2 separate regions of the Mus musculus genome follow, and region 1 is linked to region 2. Evidence: chromatin loops called from intact Hi-C (ENCODE). Cell type or tissue: left cerebral cortex. All regions are shown on one strand. Links, peaks and the distances in the headings refer to the core of each region. The heading gives the core; the rest is flanking DNA. Region 1 overlaps Dop1a (DOP1 leucine zipper like protein A). Region 2 overlaps Ibtk (inhibitor of Bruton agammaglobulinemia tyrosine kinase).

Region 1 (10,385 bases), core at 1,311-9,310, 820 kb before region 2:
ACTCCAAGAGGCAATCAATGACCTGGTGAAGAAATACACACTTGCCCGAGCTTTTGTACGGCCCTCTGGTACTGAAGACATTGTCCGAGTATATGCAGAAGCCAACTCACAAGTAAGCTGGCATCAATCTATTGAGTTTGAATCAAGGAGGAAGACAGGCGAGGAGAAAACACTATTTGTGTTTGGATCTCACTGTGGCTTTCCCCTCTGGGATCTGTGAATACAGCCCTTTAGTATACGAAGATTGAAAAGTTACTGAGTTCAGTGGGAGGTCCAGTTTATACCCCTTTAATTTGTTCCCAAACAGTGTTCTCTATTGTAGATTCTTGAGGGTGTGTTCTGGCTGTACAGGAATAACTAATAAATCCTTAGTTTAGTCTGACATGTGCTAATTTTAATGTATTATAGATTATTCTTTTTCCTCTTTAGAACTGTAGTTTGTAGAAGCAGCCAGTTTTAGTATGTCCAAATTAACTGAATGCTTGCTTTTTTTTTTTCTGGACTTTGTAATTACTGTTCAAATCTTTCTCTAGATTCTTATTACTCTGTTTCTGCATTTTCATCATTTGTTCTTTATGTATACTGTGGTTGAATGCGGACTCAGGAGATAAACAGTTACTTTTTACATGGCAATGACTATGTGATGTAAATTCTAAGAATTACTTAGGGAGGTTTGGTTTTTAAGTTACTTAATTTTGGAATAACTTATAAACTCAAGAACTGAAAATCTTATTTAGAAGAATCCAGCCCATTTTAAATATGGGCTTTGAACCTTATTACTGAAAGATGAAAAAGAAGTTATTTGAATACTTCTGTGAAACAAAGTCAGGAAGCATCCCCTAGGACAGCCAGGAATGGCTGCAGGCACTGTGTCTCACTTAATTTTACTGTGATTTGCAGGAAAGCGCAGACAGGCTTGCCTATGAAGTGAGTTTGCTGGTGTTCCAGCTGGCTGGAGGCATTGGAGAAAGACCACAACCAACTTTCTGAAGATAAATTTTATATTCTGGAGAAGTGGACTTCTAAAATGTTTCTATAACACTTTATAATATTGGCAGTACTAGGGCATTTGTAATCATGACATCAACATGTCATGCATGTTAATGGATTATTTCTAGATAGGTTTTTAAATGCTACCAGGAAAAAAATGTTTAGAAGCTCAAAATCTTAGACTTGGGAATGAAGCTTACCTCTGATTTTAATCTGTATTAAGTTTTAATAGTTCAAGTGTCATTAATTTTACAGGGTATGAAGTGAATTCATGAAGGGTACTGGGAAATTAAACTTTACTAACTTCTTTGCAGCCCCTTTCGATTGCTTACCTAACCAAGATGTTTTGTAGCACTGACCTACCTGGTTCAAATGGGGAGATTTCGTATGAACCAATTTCCCATGCGGATCTCAATGTGAGGAAGAAATGACTGACTGGTTTGCTTAGCAGCATCAGAACTGGCAGGTGGCCCATCTTTCATTGTACTGGCAGAGCTCTGTGCTGTGCCCACTAGAGTGTGTGGTCCAGGCTTCAGCTACTCTTTAGTGCTCAGCGAAGGGACACAGCTCCATCTGATACCTGAAGCCTCTGACAACCAAGTGACCATTCTGATACTAGGACATTATTAACCACAGAAAGAAGAAAAACAACAATTAACAATTAAATGAGGCTTGAGACCAAGCAGGAAAAAAGAAAACGTGGTGTGTATTTTGCAGGTTTAAGACAACCCAAGACAGTGAAACAATGGACTATATATGCAAATATAGACCTTGTAGGCACCATCATCAGTATGAGCCACCTATATATTTAAACTTGATTCAGGCCACATTCAGACATAAGCTCTTATTTACAAATATTTAAATTAAATACAACCTGAATAATGCTTTGTTACATATACACATATATATATATATAAAAGAAAAAGAAACTATACAACTCAGCAGTGTGTTTTAAGTATTCCATTTAGGCTCTGGAGAACCACTGGTGGTGGTCAAGTCTTTATGACTCCTTCTAGAAAGTCCTTTTCTATCATCTCTTCAATTTTTTGCCTGGCTTTGCTGGAAAAGGCTTTGTGATTCTCCAGTTTCATGTCCTTGTTTGGGAAGGAGTTTGGGTAGAGGACGGGGCTCCCTGAGTGTCCGCCACAGCGGCTTGTGACTTTGCTGTTGAAGACTTGGCTGAGGACATTGAAGAAAGGCAGAAGCTGCTCCATGTTGCGCATGGTGCAGAGCGTCAGCAGCAAGTGCCCTGGCTCCCAGCCCAGTGTCCTCCCCGAGCAGTCTTCCTCTGGGTTTTTCTGCAAAACACAAAAAGGAGTTGTTACTAATAGGTAACGTATGTTATGTGAGAAGTGGAGACAAATGCCAGCATCAAGTCTTCACTGCAGACTTGACGAAGTCCACTGGTTCTGAAGCCTTTTAGCCGCCAATCTAAATGAAAAGTTAACCATGGACTTTCATTATTAACAAATGCTGTCACACAGTTTACCATATTGCCTCTAGTCTCCTAAAAATCAAACCAAATCAAATCAATTTATCCTGAAAGAAAGTAAATGATGCTTACAGCCTTTATAGCTAATTTTGAAATACAAGACAATCATGGTAAAATTACTTTTTATATTCCTATGGAGATTTTTCCTTTAAAAGTGTGACCCTTCCCTCACAGCCCTGAGCTCTTAACCAAGAAAAGCACAGTTTCAGTGGTCTTTTGTTCTTATGTACCTGCCCTCCATACTAAATAACCAAATATCTCCATATGACCATTTCCTCCTCTGACTTCACAAGTCTACAGGTGTGTGCCTTCCTTCCTGTTTACCTGTCATTGCTTTTGCTGCCATATCATATGCATCAATAGCCACCCTCACCTGATGCTTGGCCATCTCCAATCCCTCCAAAATCTTAAAGTCCTCCTCGTCCTGTGGAAGGAAAGAGGAGAACTCATAGCCCCTGTTCGAGTAACAAGTGTGTTTGGCCATGAAGGCCTTGTTTAAAGGGATGGGGATGGGAGATCCTTTCTGGTGCAGATGGCTGCCGTATCTGTGGTCATTGTGGAGGACAGCAGAGGGCACAGGCCTACAGTCGTATGAATGGTCACTGTATCTGCATTTCCTCCTCAAATCCTGTGACAAAAAAGGAATGCTTTTGTCCTTAAGTCCTGGATGGACTTTTGGTCCATAACTTTGTCCTTTTATTTGGCTCCTAAAGAAGCAAGTTCCTCATGTCCTTTAAGTAAAGCTCCTAATTGCTTTCTTCCCTTTTGCTCTGTAGAGAATCGAGTACAGCTTCATTACTGCTGAAACAAATCGTGTGAGTTCACACAGACCTGGTCTCACATGAGCCCTAACTCTATGTACTGTTAAGATTCTGCACTTAGACAGGTATTAACACAGGCCCAATGGTGAAATGCCATTTTCATTTACCCCTCTGCTTCAGGGCCAAGATTGGCCCGAAGGTTAGCCTGATCCTTACTTAATTATAAAGGATTCAAGGCATGTATAAACTACAGAATTTAACTTCTACACTTTATTCATGAGACAGATTTTGGTAATTCTCATTTTCTCTTGATTTCCTTTATATAGATGGTTTTTTAAAAAATGTTTTAGACATTTGTATTTTTGAGTTCTTCCACTAACTTTCTGATTAGTAGTCACATTTAGTAGATGGCTTTATTCTCAGCAGTGTTTCTAAAACTACAGGGAGCAGCAGTAGGGTGGATATGCAAAACTGAAACATGGCATAACAAGAGTTTTATAGAAAATATTAGGAAATATTATTAAAGAAGTCTATCTAGCTAATTCAATTTTGATAAAGTATTTCTGTCAAGTTTATTGAAACTTTATTATGTGTTGATCTTTTCATTTTCTGATTTCCTTTGTTTTTTGTTTTTGTTTTTGGGTTTTTTTTTTTGTTTTTGTTTTTCGAGACAGGGTTTCTCTGGGTAGCCCTGGCTGTCCTGGAACTCACTTTGTAGACAGGCTGGCCTCGAACCCAGAAATCTGCCTGCCTCTGCCTCCCAAGTGCTGGGATTAAAGGCGTGCACCACCACGCCTAGCTTCTGATTTCCTTTTTGAGGCTAATCTGACAGGCTTGTTCTGCAGTCACCCCTGAGCACAGCTCTCGTCAGTTCACATCTGTGTTCATCATGGCATCAACCTGACTCTGAGCACACTAAACTCTCAAGAGTACTTACAAGCACTGGTTCCAGTGGTTTCACTCATTTTGAAAGTAAAAAATTTAAAAATAATATTAATAAAGATTTTCTTTATCTTTTTTAAAATTTGAGTATGACAAACAGATTTCTTAAAAATAAATCTTCAAAACCAAGAACTTATTTTCCAAATAAACTTGATAATGTTCTGAGCTTTACAAGAAACATTTAGTAAATGATTTACAAATGTAACATTTAATGTGGCAATTACTTAGTAAACATTTAGTGACTGACTCATGAATGTAGCATTTACTACTAGCACATTTACAGAATACACAATAAAACAGAAAACAACAATAACATAATAAGAACCCTCCTAAACTTTGGTACCTTTGCCCTCTTCCGAAGAAGTTTTGCTAGTCGAACCACATATGGCTTAAATTCTCGCTGATGTATGCCCTGCCTTCTGACTTCTAAGCCCGAGTCATCTGAAGCTTCAGGAATAAAGGCCCATCGGTACCTACCAGTGGGAGAAGGCTTATATTAGTAACACAACACACACTGTGTCATCAAAGATAAGCTACATCATTTAGTACAAAGACCATGGCCCCACTACATGCAAACTTAAGAGCCAGCTGAGCCAGGCTTTACTCAGTAAAAGCAGAATTCATTATTTGAAGCTGAGTGGTGGTAGCATATGCCTTTAATCCCAGCCCTCGGGGAGGGGGCAGAAGCAGGGGATCTCTATGAGTTCAAGGCCAGCCTGCTCTACAAATAGAGTTCCAGGACAGCCAGGGCTACACAGAGAAACGTTGGCTGAAAAAAAACCAACCAACCAAACAAACAAAAACAACAACAACAAAAACCCCAAAACAAAACCGACTGTCCCAGCGTTATATGATAATAGGACAACTTGTAATGCACTCACCACCATTTTACTCATTAGCAAAACCAGTTTTAAAAAAGTTTCCTCTTTCCCTAATAGACAGAATATATTGTGTTGCTGCAGTGACTACCTCAAGCTTGCAGTCCGCCTGCCTCAGTCTCTTGCTGACTGGTAGTCAGGCTACTCAGAAGGAAACTGCTGTCTGCACTACAACAAAGTTGATTATTCCGGCATGTAAAAATATACTAGAAGGAAGACTTTCCTTTACAGGAACCGTCAGGGCTGCTAGGCTCTTGTACTGTATGTATCCTTCCAGAGAGTCTATGCATAGAAAAGCACATATTTTTGGACTCAACCCTCTGATTTTCAGAAACAAACTGCTACCAAAGTCACAAGGGTTGTGGGTGCTTGCCTGGCATGCTGAAGATCCTGGACTCCATCCCCAGCACTAAGACAACTCCACCAAAAAATAAAAGCAGGCACAAATGCTGTTTGAACTATCTTGGAGCTTTTTATTTATTATGCTTTCTTCCACACTACACAGCGAAGATAAACTTTCTAAAATGCAAGCCTAATAATATCACTTAATCTGTTAAATGCTTCAGTGGATTCACATTATCTTAGGTTACATCTATGCTCTTTTTTTTACGATGCTTTACATAGTAGAGTCCCTTTGTAGCCCCTCCTTTCACACGAACGCCAGCAGGACAGATCTTTTAACACCTCAGACAGATCAGCCCCAGTCCTGCCTGTCTTCAGAGTGAGCATCTAGCTCTGTACCATCTCTGCTTACAACTCCTTCCTGGACTTGTTCTGAACCTCAAAGTCGGCAGCAATCTTATGCTTTCCTCATAACTTCCTTCATGTGTTTGGCTCTGTCCCCTCCACTGACCTTATAGCTTCTGAGGCTGCACCCCACTGCCCCACTTCTAGGTGGGAACATATCCACAGCAACCATTAGTGCTAATAACTGCTGCTCCACTCTTTCCAATGCAGAAAGGTTTTAGTGGAAACTTATGAATACTTCAACCTACACAAAAAACTTTAGGTTGTACATCAGTGACCAAATGTATTTTGAAAAATACCCATTTAATAGCCTTGCTTTTACTTACATCTGAAACTGAGGAAGATTTTCAGAGGGCAATGCCAGAGCCAAATCCAAAAACTTGCAAGCAGAGAGATAGAGGTTTAACCACCTCTGGCTGTTATATGATGTGGAGAAGCCATTACCTCCAGTATAGGTTGTCTCCAGACCAGCAGCAGACGGCCCTGACGTCCTGTAACCAGACAGTGCTGTCATCAGAACCTTTGGCTCACAGGAGTCCTGGAAATGCTAAAGATTAACTTGTCTGTTCCAAAGCCACACTGATGAGCAGGAATCAGTGATCACAACTACACTGTATTTTGAAACGTTACTCTTCAGGCACTATATATATCCTGTTTATGAGGCAGAGTTTCTCATTAGCTTGGAGCTTACCAAGTAGGCTAGGTTGGCTGGGCAGTAAGTCCCAGTAACCAGCTTCGTCCAGTTCTTCAGACATGACTGCAAATGCACGAACCACTGCCACCTTTTTCTGTTTTCATTCTCTGGGTAAGAATTTTTGGCTCTACACACACACACACACACACACACACACACACACACACACACACACACACACCATATACATCTCTGGTGTTTGTAGGAGTCAAAAGAGGTTACTGGATCCCCTGGAACTGGAGTGACAGATAGCTGTGACTGGCATGTGCGTGCTGGGAACTGAACCCTGGTCTTCAGCAAGAGCACATGAGTTCTTAACTGCTCAGTCATCTCTCCAGCAAGCACACCTACACATTTACATGTGTTCAGGGATAGAACTCAGGTCCTCACACATGGCAAGTATTACACACTGAGCTAGCTACTGTACACTCAACTGGGAACATTCTGGAAGATCTATAGATACCTTGGTCACAGGTTACCTGCCATACTGATTTTATTATGTATCCCAAGTTTTAGAGACTAGATCTAAACTTCCAAAACTAACATGACTAATGTAGTTGAAATAACACTAAATTATATTAAGTGGATTCTTTGTGTAGAGGCTGACAGCCATAAATAGTGATAATCTATTATGTTTCCTGACTAAAGACAATTATATTCAAACTTAAATAATGGAAATATTCATTTTGTAAAGATTTTATTTTATTTTATGTGTATGGGAGTTGTGCCGGCATTTCTATCTGTGCACCATGTGTCAATTCCCTTGGAACTGTAGGTACAGACAATCCCATGTGGGTGATGGGAATTGAACCAGCTCCTCTGAGAGAGTTGTCAGCACTCTTCACCACTGAGCCATCTCTCTAGCCCCAAATAATGGAAGTGTGTGGATAGTGGGGTGCCTGAACTCTCCTGAGTAACTTCAGGCAACTTGAGCACACATTACCGTGAAATATCTTCATCAGCAGTGAGCTCCTGCTCCATCAGTAAGAACACCTGCACCTGGAGACAGGGAAGGAAATGGTCCCGTTCAATTGGCTGTGTCATTGTTTCTCACCATATCTTTGGTGGAAGTGGGGCTTGGGAGGGTTTACTTTAGGAAGTCTGCCCAATCTCCGATGTGAGCTTAACTGGGAAGTATGCTGTACTTGAAGTGGAGTATATGCCTTGCATCAGACTAGTGCTACAGATCAACTGTCTCTCAGCAGGGCTATGATTGCAGGGGCCATTAGTCTCGTTGGCTTCGACAAAGCCAAAAAATGTGCCAAAGAGAGCAAGCATTAAACTGGATGAGCCATGTAAGGCTCACAGGCAGTTGGTTACCTACACAACTCGAGGCATGAGATACTTAGGCGCATGGAATCTGACTTGTTTTTATTATTTTCAATTTAGACACTGCCATGATAATATTGAGTTTAGTTTTCACCTAAAAAACGTTTGGTAATTAGTCACACTGTTTTTCAGTTTATATTTATAACCTCATAAAACTAACTCACAAGTTCTGTGATCATGGTAGGCCAGAGTGAGGTGAGGTGTTGTGGAGACATTCTTAAAAGTAACACTCTGAAAAACAGGAACACTTGAGAGTGAAGGGTCGGCACCTGGGGCAAACGGAGACTCTCAACCAATCTCTCTGAAAGAAACACAGCGTATTTTCAATGCCTAAGTAATTCCAATTATTATAAAACTTAATGTCTAGTCCAGACAGAAAAACCTCCAATCTTTTGCAGGCTGCTTCTTTCATTAGAAGTTAAGGAGTGTACGAATCTAATAGAAAATCAAGAATTTTCTTATTAGATTCAGTAGATTCTATGATATGGCAACTATAGACAGAATAGGAAAGTGGTACTGGTCCATGAATTATATTTTGAATAAAGATTAAATGTAGACATGAAGGAGCCAGGCATGGGATCCCAGGACTTGGGAGGCTGGTAAAGCAAGATCAAGTGCTGGAAGCCAGCCTGTACTATATAATGACACCTGGTCTCAAACCCAACCCAAGCAAGCAAGCAAGCAAGCAGCCCGACTCACAGAAGACTCTGTTCTATACCTGAAATTAGGTAAACAGAGTCAACAGAATCACTTTCATGTGAGCCCTTGGGTTCTTGAGGTTAGAGGCTGCACAGCAATCCCTGAGTTTGGTGATGGGTGAAGGTATTTGGTGGCTCAGAGTGATGTATCCTTTGGACACAGTCATGAAAGTTTTCAAAACAAACACAAAACAAGATTTTTTTCCCTCCTAGTTTTATGTTTCTTACATTGTATTAAAACTTTGATTGAATTGGTACTTAGCTATAAAAACTCTGTTATTGTCATTTTAAGTTCTAGGATATCAAAAGATCAAGTATTCCTCAAGGGATTTTCCCACCTATCCTATGGAAATAATCTATGTTTTCAATTGTTTGTGGAAGAGTGATTTAAAGAGCAGTCATGACTTTACTTGGAAATCTAAGCATGTCAGATGTAGTTGTGTGTAGACAAGAGATGGCCTGGTGACAGCTGGTTTCACTGTCAACTTGAATGGAGTAAGGAATGCTTAGAGCTGTGTGTCTGTGACTCCATGACATAAATTGTACCATCATGTTCTGTTTGCATTTGTTGAAAGTGGATTCCGAGAACAAGTTCTGAGACTCCACTATGTTTATTTCATGTTTCCTTCAAAATTCCCTGTTCTGGGACAGGCTGAGTACCCAACTCTATGACACAGACAAAAGAGATAGCAGACAGGAAAGGGTGTTAAACCACACCATGTCCTTGGGCACAGCTAGAAAGTAGACGATGTGCAACAGGAGTTACTGTTGTTTATACCAATGTATAAAATGTCCCTGTTGGAATGAGAGACTGGAAGCTCAGCCATGAAGAGTCAGTTCTCCCTCTGACCACTTTTCAGTGGGAGCTGTTGCATGGTTTCCCTAGTCATTCCTGATGGATGCTGTTGCAGTTGCGTGATTTGATGTTACTATTGTTGTTAGTTTACCTAGCTGGGTTCTTCAGTGGTCTCTGCTAGATGCTGCAAGGGTCAGAGGATATTTTGCTGCCCATCTGCTGTGTTTATCTACTGCTTGCAATTTGTTCTACCTGTCCTTGCTGCATATTTAATAAACTCACTCATTTGAAAACCAAAGTACAGCTACTGTAGACCATTCTCTAGAAATAACAGAATGGGCTTCCAGAAAATAATAACATAGGGTCAGTGACAAAGGCAAGATCTGTCCTTAACGTGTGTGTGTGTGTGTGTGTGTGTGTGTGTGTGTGTGTGTGTTTTAATGAAAAAGCAGTGTGTGCTGTGGCTGCCTTTTTTTCTTTTTCTTTCAGCAAGTATTGCTGTTGCAACTTTTTAACATTAGATTCCAGTTTCTTTGGCCTTTCCTTTTTCTTTTTGTTCCTTTACTTAGAAGCTACCTGGGGTTTATTTTTGTATGGTATAGGAAAGAATCTCTCTTATTTCCTGGAGTAAATTAGTACTCTCTATTTTGTTTTTAACTATTTTAAGTAAATTGATAAAGAAAATCAACTGCCTAGAGGTGCTATCCTTTCTCATTTTCAAAGACCCATAGAATGTATTCATAATATAGAGCTTACTCTATTTGCAAACTCAGAAGAAATCAGAAAAGACTGACTGTGACCTGGCTTGGAATAATAGTGTAAGGATTATTTTAGGTCTAAAGTAAACATCGTGGCTCAGGTACATATGCACATATATGTGCACACCTCAGTCCATGCACAATTTCCTGGTTATCCAAGTCACATCTGTGCTTAGAGAGACACATGGACTTAATACCAAGGTATGTTCCAGGGAGCTTGGGTGCCTACAGTTATACTGTGTCCATGAAGGCATTCATCTTTTTAGAAAGGGCAGTTATTGTGTTCTCTGCTTCTCCAGT
Region 2 (10,385 bases), core at 947-8,946:
AACCAAGCCTTTTTACACAGGGGCCTTTGGAGGACATGCCAGATTCTAGCATAATTCTCCCTGCCAAGCCTCTTTCTAGCTCTTTCGTGGATAGTGAGGACGGTATCTAACTTGATTCCTTAGCACTGATCTTTCCCTTGTAGTTATCACTTCTGGTTCTTGTTGCTACTTGTTATTACTTTGGAGTTTTTGTTGTTATTGTTGTTTGTTTGTTTGTTTGTTTTCGAGACAGGGTTTCTCTGTATAGCCCTGGCTGTCCTGGATCTCACTCTGTAAACCAGGCTGGCCTTGAACTCAGAAATCCACCTGTCTCTGCCTCTCAAGTACTGGGATTAAAGGCGTGCGCCACCACCGCCCGGCATAACTTTGTTTTAAACTAAATAGTTATTCATCCTTGGGAGGATCCAGACTCAGTAGCTTAGAATGTGAGGGGTTTTCTACTCCTTAATTTCATTTGCTTGAGAGAGAGAGAGAGAGAGAGAGAGAGAGAGAGAGAGAAATTGTAGAGAATGTTCAGTTTTCAAAGGTTCAAAGGCCAGGAATAGGAGCTTGTATAGGCATGGTGCCTGCCTGGTTCGTATGCTTGCTTCTGGAGGATATGAGTGCTCTGTGTGTGTGGCAGCGGCTGCTGGAGCCTTGGGACCCGAGAAAGGAAGTGGGAAAGGGAAAGACTGAAAACACAGGGGATTCTTCAAGGCTGTCTAGTGATAGGGAAGCTATAGTTGATAAAAACAGAGACCAAAAAGAACACACTACTCCCCCAACTGTGCATTAGCCAAATGACTACTGCCTGAAAATACTCTTTCCATGTTTCTACTGTTTTATTAATAGCATAGAGTCTATATGATAATCTTAGTTCTCCATTTTGTACTCTGGTCAGTTCTTGCTGTTTGATAGATCATTACATTGGAAAACAAAGGGCAACTATGTTTTGTCATTGAGGCCTGCAAGCTCACGCTTAGTGTTTAATCTCCTAGTCAGCTGATTTTTTTGTTTACTTCCCATGTGGATGTTGATAGATAGACATTATATAAAGTGAGGCATTTCTATTTTTTATTTTTATTTTAGAACACTTGTACAGAGAATAGTATAGTGAGTACCCCTAAACCCACTACCTAAATTATAAAATGAATGATATTCCACTTTAAGGAATAAAATAAAAGGACTGTTTTCCAGATTGTTTTAATGACATGATTCTGTTTTTCCGTAGGTGGTGCTTTGCAAATTTCATTCGGTGTTTCTGTCCCAGAAAGGGCAGGTTTACACCTGTGGCCATGGTCGCGGAGGACGGTTAGGCCATGGAGATGAACAGACATGCTTGGTAATTGAGTCATTGCATATAGATGTTAGTAAAGCCATGATGAATTAGAAACATCACTTGACTTTTAATCAACTGTAAGACCAAAATAATCTACAAAATTAGCAATAGCATTAAGAAATCTGTTTCTTAGTATATAGCATACATATTAAAGACTTAGATATAAAGTGAAAGTATCTTGAAAATATTTGACCTACAGAAAATACTGAGTAAGGAAATATATGTATTTATAATATGTGCACATATGTATGTTTATGTGTATATATACACATATTTATGTACATGCATATATTATAAATTATAGGGTTGAAATTAAAGGTTTGTCTTAAGTTATAAGATCCTTTCTCTGGAGAGCTAGTCTTTTATTTCCTTAAACTATTTTGTTAAAATATACATGATCTAAAAAAGTGAGCAATATTCGATATATAATTTGAATGTTAGTTTTTATGTTACTAAAACTTAGTGGTAATTGAAAAAAAACCTTAATTTATTACATACCAGGAAAGTCTGATTTGTTTTTCTTCTCTGTTTATAAGAAGACCTCTAGTGTGTTTATCATCTATTAAAAGAAAGCTCCATCATTAACAACGTGCACTGCTTGAGAGTTTTGTACACTGCTGTTACTTTTAGTAAGTCTCACAGTGCTCCTGTGAGCTGCAAGTATCTCTCTGCATTTTGTGCATTGCAGTAACAGTAAGAAAGGAGTCATTTACTGACTGCTTAGCGTCTCAATAAGGAAAACGAGGGGAAAAAAGTTAAAATTTGATTGAAATCAAATAGCTCGTGGGTAGCTGAGGGGAGCTTTGAGTGTAGAGAAACAGGATAATGTTGCTTGCTTATTCCTTCAAGGGAGGCTATATTCATTCCTTTCCTCCCTGAAATACCAAATAGTGAAGGGCTCCTTTTTTTCTTATTCATGCCCTCTAAATTTGCATTTGGGATACACTTGAGACTTAACAGGATGGCTAAGCAGGTATTGCTAGGCCTGACATTATCAGATTGATCATTCAGATTCACAGAAGGAGATACACAAATTTCCTCTGACCTGCACACATGTCCCATGTGATTCACACACACACACACACACACACAGAGAGAGAGAGAGAGAGAGAGAGAGAGAGAGAGAATAAAAATTTTAAAACTTTTAAAATTCACTTGAATTATTTTATCGAAGTTCCTTACTGTCTTTTATTTATTTTGCTCATAAGCCACGAACATAACGTAAGGTCATTGTGTTCGTGAGAGTTCACCTGCTCTTAGATGAGATGGAGACTTAAACTCTTGACGGTACAGTCATACCATTTTGGTTCTGCGTGCATTTTTATATAAATGGTCACTGCAGACTATTGTATTGTAATAAAGTTAACTTTGTTTCCTAGGTTCCCAGGCTTGTGGAAGGACTGTCTGGTCACAATTGTTCGCAAGTGGCAGCTGCTAAGGATCACACTGTTGTGTTAACTGATGATGGATGTGTCTATACATTTGGTCTCAACATGTTTCACCAATTAGGAATTATTCCTCCACCTGCTAGTTGTAATGTACCCAGACAGGTAAGCTTTTGTTTTTAACCAATTAGGTGTTGATTTCCTATAAAACATGGACAAATATGTAAAATACATAATTTACCAAGTAATTATTTACTTAGTTAACTTCATCTTCAATGATACATGCTTTTTTGATACTAGCCATGCATCTTGGGTCCTAGAACCCTGGCTTGCAGCAGTGAGAGAATGAAGAAAGGAGAGACAGGCATATGTACAGGAAAGCTTGAATCAAGCGGTGATGTGCTTACCCTGACGAGGGCACCTATTATCATCAGCATCCCAGAGCCTCAGCTTGTTTGTTAGGGGCAACAAAGGGGAGGAGTTAGCTGGTCTTGGTGGGAAGTCTTTGTAGGCTACAGTCTCAGGCTGTAAACATCCAGGAGGAGGAGGCAGCTGCAATTGCTGATGTGGGCACACACTGGTTCAGCTGTTCATGAACACCCATACTCAGCTCCTGAGGACAGCTTTGCCTTTCCTGTAGAGGCTCACTCAGGTAAGGCTCTGCTGCTCCTGTGGGGCCGAGGAGTTAGTCTCCTCTGCATGGCTCTGGAGTCCACCGAGCTGAGGATCTCGCTCACTCAGGGCCTCCTATGCTTCCTACTCTTTTTCTTTTTCTATAAGAAAATTACAGTACACATTCACATTCACTCAGAGTTAAAAATGAAAGCATATCCGAGATTGTACATTTTGGGGATTAGTTACCACAGAGATTACCACAGAGCTAACTTTTAAAGATTTAAAAAAATTACTTGTGTGTGCGTGTCTCTGTGTATGTGCACTGAGGGCAGGTACTTTTGGATGTCAGAAGTGTTGGCTAGAGCTAGAGTGACAGGTGGTTGTGCACTGTCTGACCCAATGCTGTAAACTGAACTCAGGGCCTCCATCTTAGCCCAGGAGCCATCTCACCAGCCGTGGGTTTAACTTCAGTGTTTAGAAGCAGAAATGAAACCTGGTTTGAGTTTTCGTTTTTCTTTTTCTTTTTCTTTTTGGTTCTAGGGATTGAAATCAAGATTCTTACAAGCTAGACAAGATTTTTACTACCTAAGTTTACCCTCAGCCCTGGATTTTTATAGTTTGAAACTTAAATGGTTATTTTTTTGAAATCTATCAATATAATTATACCTGAACAAGCAAGGTACTACAAATAAATAAATAAATACAAGAAAAAGAAGAAAAGCCTTTGCTTATTTACCTGTGTGTCTACTCAGGTGTCTCACCTGCTTACCCGAGGGTGTGTGGTTCAGGCCACCACTCCAGCCCATGACCACCATCAGAAGGTGCCCATTCCCCAGATATAGCAGCCTTGTCCTTGGACTACTCAGATGAACGCCGAGTCCCCCAAATGAAAGTGTTAGATTTGTCACCTATGGCAGATAGTTTCAGGACACCACACTTGAAGTCTTACATGCGAAATTCCTTTTTAGTTCAATCCTGTTTCTAGAATTACTATTGAATTGACATTCTTAGTTAAGTATGGAAGTCTTCCTCTTTTCTCTTCTGGATTGCTAATGGATCAGTAGTATTACTGCAGGAGATTTGTGGGGAGTGTCTAGTTGGATATTTTCAAAAAGATCTGTGTTCTCTAACTTACTGTCAACGTGTGGGTATTTAACTTTGTGGAGTTATGGCCACCGTAAGAGCCTGAGTTGATAACCAGCTTTGATTTCCTAGGCAGGGGTCGCATGACCGTTTGAAGACAGTTTAAGCAGGAGTGGGATGGAGAGGCCAGTGACAGCTCTGTTGGGTAGAGTCCAGATATGCATAAGACATTCCCTCATGGAGGAAAGTCATCTGGGCCAGACTGTCAAGCTTCTTACCATTGTGAGACCCTGGATATTTCAGATTTAAAAATCACCAGTTTTTAAAGAATGGTTGTTTTATATATTGCTTATTATTGCTAAAATTTTGATGATCTGGGTTTTATATAATGTTACTTTGGTTTAGAATGTTAGTTTTTATGTTACTAAAATTTGGTGGTAATTGAAAAAAAACTTAGTTTATTACTTATTACGTACCAGGAAAGTCTGATTTGTTTTTTTCTCTGTTTATAAGAAGACATCTAGTGTGTTTATCATCTATTAAAAGAAAACTCCATCATTAACAACTTGCACTGCTGATGTCCGGAAGTGGCTGCATCACTGTGTTCTGAGATTTGTGACTTGTCATGAGTGATGACATGAGACGTTAGCAGTTGCTAAGGCAGTAGCAGTGAGGAGGGTGTACTTGTATCTTAGAGAAACCTGCACTAGATTTTAAATATGTAGTCAACTACAGTCTTACTTGTCATTTTAAATAGATACAGGCAAAATATCTGAAAGGAAGGACTATCATTGGAGTAGCAGCGGGCAGGTTTCATACGGTGCTGTGGACTCGAGAAGCCGTTTACACACTGGGACTGAATGGTGGACAGTTGGGTAAGAAATATTTCATGGCAATATTCAAATGCTACAGTATGATCTTAGAATAGGTATGTGACGGTTTGCTTACTTGTGTAAATTTTTAGGTCACTTACTGGATCCCAATGGTGAAAAGTGTGTCACAACCCCTCGCCAAGTCTCTGCCCTTCATCACAAGGATATCGCTGTGTCTTTGGTAGCTGCAAGTGATGGTGCCACAGTCTGTGTCACCACAAGGGGAGACATTTACTTACTTGCAGACTATCAGTGCAAGAAGATGGCAACTAAGTATGTGCATTTCTGGAACCTGTCACTATAAAAAATAAGAATTCATCTCTCTAGCTGCTTATCAACTGATAGCTGTGTGCTGGGCTCCGTGAGAAGACAGAATCGAAGGGAAAACTAAGAATGGTTTTCTTTAATTTTTGGTTTTGGACAAGGATCCAATGGACATATAAAAGTTTTGTTTGCAAATTGTAAAATAATATTTTTGAGTCATATTTAACATAATATGTCCCACAAAGTTTAGTTTCCTTTTTAATGTATGTGGGTCACATAATTAGGCTAACCCTCATTCTTGGTTTATAACATGATCACTATTTCAAATATAGGTTTTGATATCTTATATCCTAGTTATTAAAAAAAGATCAGCATCATAAACACTCTACCAGGCTTACTCTTTACATCTCACTGCTGCTACTTGTCCTTGTCCCGTGTAGTGCGTTGTGTTTAGCATGCCGTAGTAACGTGCAGGAGACTAGCTGTTACTTGGCATATCAAAGAATACAGAATCAAATTTAGGCATGGGTCCACATGCCAACTGTAGCTCTCTGACTTGTACTTACACACAAACTCAGGATTTCACTTCCGATTTTATTTAGAATGATGTAACGTATAGGTGTTTAAAGATAATGGGGAGGTAATCTTGTGTTTCTGATACATTCAGTCCCTAGTAGTTGATTAATTTGTATCTGATTTGACAGCATTGTATTGTTTTAGGTCCTTCTAAAGTAATTATCTTTTGTAGTAAATCTTTTTCTTTTCAGGCTGATATTTCAGAGTGTTGAGCAATGTTTCTTTCTATTATATTCATTAGAGTAGATAGTACAAGCATGGAAATATCCTTGAAAGGATAACTTAGCTCTTGGAAACAGTGGCTAATTTACAAGGCAATTAGGGATTTAAATGTGGATGCAGCAGACATGTTCTTGCTGGTGTGTGAAGGCGATGGTGATGTCATCACATTGTTAACTATGAAAGCTTGCTTAGATCTGAACACAACCAACAGCAGCATACCACATCCTATCTTCCCTAGTGACATTGGTTGCAGGTTGCATTTTAGTTTCAAAATCATAAAAATGTGACCACACATGTTTCTTAGATCCAATTAAATAGGTGTGAGCTGACTTGTGGAATGTAAGTTGTAGTTTTAATTAGCATTTATAAAACATTTTAAAGTTCCCTTTGAACACTTTAAATTGTATAAATATACCTGCCTTCCAAATTTTCAGTAGAAATTGTTTTGATACAGATGAAAGTACTACAAAAACAACTGAAAATTTGTTTTTTCAAAGCAAATAAACTTTCTGAGAGGGAAAACAGTTGGAGAGTAGCAAGTGTGTGGACAACGGTCGAGTGATTTTAGCAGCCACCACGGCTTTCAAGGCATGTGTGCCTGCTTAGGTCTGGCCAGCTTTAAGCATTTTTATTTTATTTTATTTATTTTTTCTGTTAGGATGCAGTTATACTTAGGAGCTGATAGCTGTCCAGAGAATGAGACTCTAAGTGAATGTGTACTTAGCAGGTAGGGTCTGGGTACTCATGTGTGAGTTGAGGCCATAGGAAAGAAAGAGCAGCCTGGGAGGGGCCGCGTGCAGTCACTGTCTGAATGGTCATTTCTATAAAATTAAGCTTGTGTGCTTTAGAGGATGTTAATTTATCATTTTTCCTTTTCACTCAGACAACTGAACTTGAAAAAGGTTCTTGTCTCTGGAGGTTGTATGGAATACAAGGTTGATCCTGAACATTTGACAGAAAATGGAGGTCAGAAAATATGTGTCCTCGCTATGGATGGAGCTGGAAGGGTGAGTGGAGCTTTATGTTGAAGACTAGTAGTGTGACTTACATGGACCATGGGAATGCCAAGTGTAATGCCTGGCTTTGATGGCTGCTGCTGGGGCTCCGACCCTTCTATGACATCTAGTGGAGCAGAGATGACAACTAGGGTTGCAGAGACACACGGTACTGTCTCTAACCCACTGGTGTGTACAGTACTGTAGCCTAAAGGTTCATTTCTTCATAAAGTGAAAACAAGTTTGAATTATTTCCTGTGTGAGCTCAATATTGATAAACAATGTTGAAAGGCATAGATAGAAGAAAATGTCATTTAGTTATTTTTCTAACAGTAGACAATATTTATAGATTTGGGCCATAATTCAAAGGATTCTCCCCAGTTATGGTTTTCTATAAGTGTATATACAATGTATGTGTGTGCAGAGACTATGATGCCTTTTGTTCTATATTACATGTATAAGCAATGGCATGCTTCTAGATTTTAGCTCTTAAATGTCATTTTTATTCCTTGTGCAAATGTATCAATGGATTTCTCTAATAAAATGGCTAGTTTTCAGTATGTTTAATTTCTAAGTCATATGTCTGTGAGCACGGGCATGCGCAGGCACACGTGCGCACAGATGCTGGGTGCTCTGTGGACGCCGAGGAGGGTAAGGAGCTCCTCCTCTCTTACTCCATGCGAGCCCTGCCAATGGGCAGCGGGCAGCTGTACCTGGGACCCCTTTCACCAGCCCTACAATACATTACAGAAAGATATGCTTAATACAGGCTCAAAATTATGAATTATAGATGTCTCTTAAATTTAAATAGTGTTGTAAGGCTTAAATATATTTAAGTTTAACATTATATCTGTGTATTATATCTTAGTAATGCTGATAAAATTACACACTATGGCTAGAAAAACAGTTTTCTTTTTTGGAGACAGGGTTTCTCTGTGTAGCCCTGGCTGTCCTGGAACTCACTCTGTAGACCAGGGTGGCCTCGAACTCAAAAATCTGCCTGCCTCTGTCTCCCAAGTGCTGGGATTAAAGACGTGTGCCACCACTGCCTGGCCGAAAACAGTTTTCTTATAATGATATAAAATATTTTGTGAGGTGTAAGTAGTGATATGATGCTTCACATTTTAAAAACTGCACAATCGCTTCTGGGCATATTTGTCTGTATTAGAGTGCCTCTTCCCTTCTCATGAAACACCGCACAGCCTTTACACAGTGGTGCTCCCTGTAGTCCTAGCTGGAGGCAGAGGCTGCGCTGTCTGCATAGTAGACTACATTGCATCTTGGGCTGCTTAGAAGACCCTGTTTCAACCTCACCCCTCAAAGATAAACAGACACAAGTTGTAATTGCAAAGCTCCGCCTGCTGGTGTGTTTCTAGGTACAAGTTGTAGGCATTATTTTCATAGGGAGAGCATGACTTTCTGTGTGAATGACTTTGGCAGGTGCTATTTTGTGCTTTACTTAATAAAAAAAATGGTTCTGAGGAGTCATACTTTTGGAAACCATCAGTTTTGACTGGGTATGATGGAACACTGCTTTAATCCCATAGTACGGGACACTGAGGCTGAACTCATGAATTCTCAGGCCAGCCTGGACTGTATAGAAAGTGCCTGTCTTAAAACAAGTGAACAGCCACAAGCAGTTTTAAGTTTAGAACATGACAGGTACCCAGGCAAAGGCTCTGTTGCTGTAGATGGAGCTGCACAGGGCAGCCCAGCACCCTCCCCTTACATCCTCTGTGCACCTTAGGAGTACTTCCTATCCCATTCCCAGGGCTGCTGGGAATCTTACACTGGGGCCTTTACTTAAGATTTTGTAGCCAGGCGTGGTGGTGCACGCCTTCAATCCCAACACTTGGGAGGCAGAGGCAGGCAGATTTTTGAGTTTGAGGCCATCCTGGTCTACAGAGTGAGTTCCAGGAGAGCCAGGGCTACACAGAGAAACCCTGTCTTGAAAAACAAAACAAAACAAAACAAAAAAACGACAACAACAAAAAGATTTTGTTTTGGTTATAATTAAGTATATCTTCTTGTTATTCTTGAGAGTAGGTTGGATTGATTTCGGTAATTATCTGACATTAAAGTATTGGCTCTAACATTTTAGTGTGCTACATTATTCCAGCAGGACTATATGCCCCAAGCAAGTTATGCAGGAAACGGCACCTCCTTCGGAGGAGTGCCACTGACATACATTTTAATTCGTGATGTGGCATAATCTACTTTCCTAAAAGGTGTATGTCCAACATCGTCTTGATTTTTGTAGCATCTCTCTTCTCTGTGGAGGAGTAGTCATGGAAACACACAAGCTCAGGCACTTACTCTGACAGTACTGTTTGATTCCGAGTGTGCTTGCTCTCTGCTGTGCGCTTTATGCTGTGCTGTGCTCTGCTTCCCTCACAGGTGTTTTGCTGGAGATCAATCAGCAGTTCTCTGAAGCAGTGCCGATGGGCCTATCCTCGCCAGGTGTCAATCTCCGATATTGCTTTAAATAGAAATGAAATTCTGTTTGTCACACAGGATGGGGAAGGATTTAAAGGGAAATGGTTTGAAGACAAAAGAAAGAATTCTGAAAAGAAAGGTCAGTTAGTATGACTGCCCTTAGTACCCTAGTCAGCTTTGGATGTGTTAGGTACTGCTCGGCTGACCTCTAAACTGTGTGTTTGCCTTTGTGCTTAGTTCAGTGCCTGTTTGCTACAGACTGTAAAGTCACTCATGGCACAAGGCATGGGTGTCCCTCTCTGTCATTAGCATTGAATGTACTCTCTGGCATTGTGGTCCTTCATTACGTCCTCTTGAGTCACTGAGCTACCTGTTAAATGCTTACAGCATATCTTAACATTTATGATTGCTCAGAGTTATAAATGCATCAAAATTATAAAACATAAAATGAAGAGTTTTGCATAATATTGGTTTCTTGTGTTTTATATTTTTATAGATGACTCAAGTCTATAAACATGCAAGGTGTATTGACTATGCAAAAATGTGGGACTCACAGCTTATAGAACCAAAAGATATTTTTACTTAAAGTTCCCTGAGGCAGATAACTATTATAAGTACA

The links. Hi-C counts contacts between places; a loop is a spot of excess contacts. Peaks named below come from ENCODE experiments on the same cell type or tissue, not always from the same donor. Only the 100,000 strongest peaks of a DNase experiment are listed, where the experiment ranks them.
Region 1: it touches region 2 in a loop (3-fold over the local background); 4 of 42 quality-filtered maps call a loop at or near these places.

What each region holds. Positions count from the first base shown.
Region 1 is chr9:86,545,919-86,556,303 of GRCm38, reverse strand. Dop1a (DOP1 leucine zipper like protein A) reads right to left here. Exons shown (of 39, transcript NM_177208.3): 35 at 7,998-8,134; 36 at 7,448-7,503; 37 at 6,137-6,301; 38 at 4,529-4,658; 39 at 498-2,288. The coding sequence ends at 1,983. It overlaps Pgm3 (phosphoglucomutase 3), which reads left to right. Exons shown (of 13, transcript NM_028352.4): 12 at 1-112; 13 at 901-3,828. The coding sequence ends at 990. Among named protein-coding and RNA genes, the nearest start is that of Pgm3, 21 kb to the left of the region's middle. In left cerebral cortex, for the core only: no CTCF peak of the experiment used is centred there; a DNase peak (open chromatin) is centred at 5,336.
Region 2 is chr9:85,723,567-85,733,951 of GRCm38, reverse strand. It overlaps Ibtk (inhibitor of Bruton agammaglobulinemia tyrosine kinase), which reads left to right. Exons shown (of 29, transcript NM_001081282.2): 5 at 1,211-1,321; 6 at 2,698-2,868; 7 at 5,159-5,276; 8 at 5,366-5,546; 9 at 7,219-7,342; 10 at 9,728-9,905. Among named protein-coding and RNA genes, the nearest start is that of Ibtk, 21 kb to the left of the region's middle. In left cerebral cortex, for the core only: a CTCF peak has its summit at 5,447; no DNase peak of the experiment used is centred there.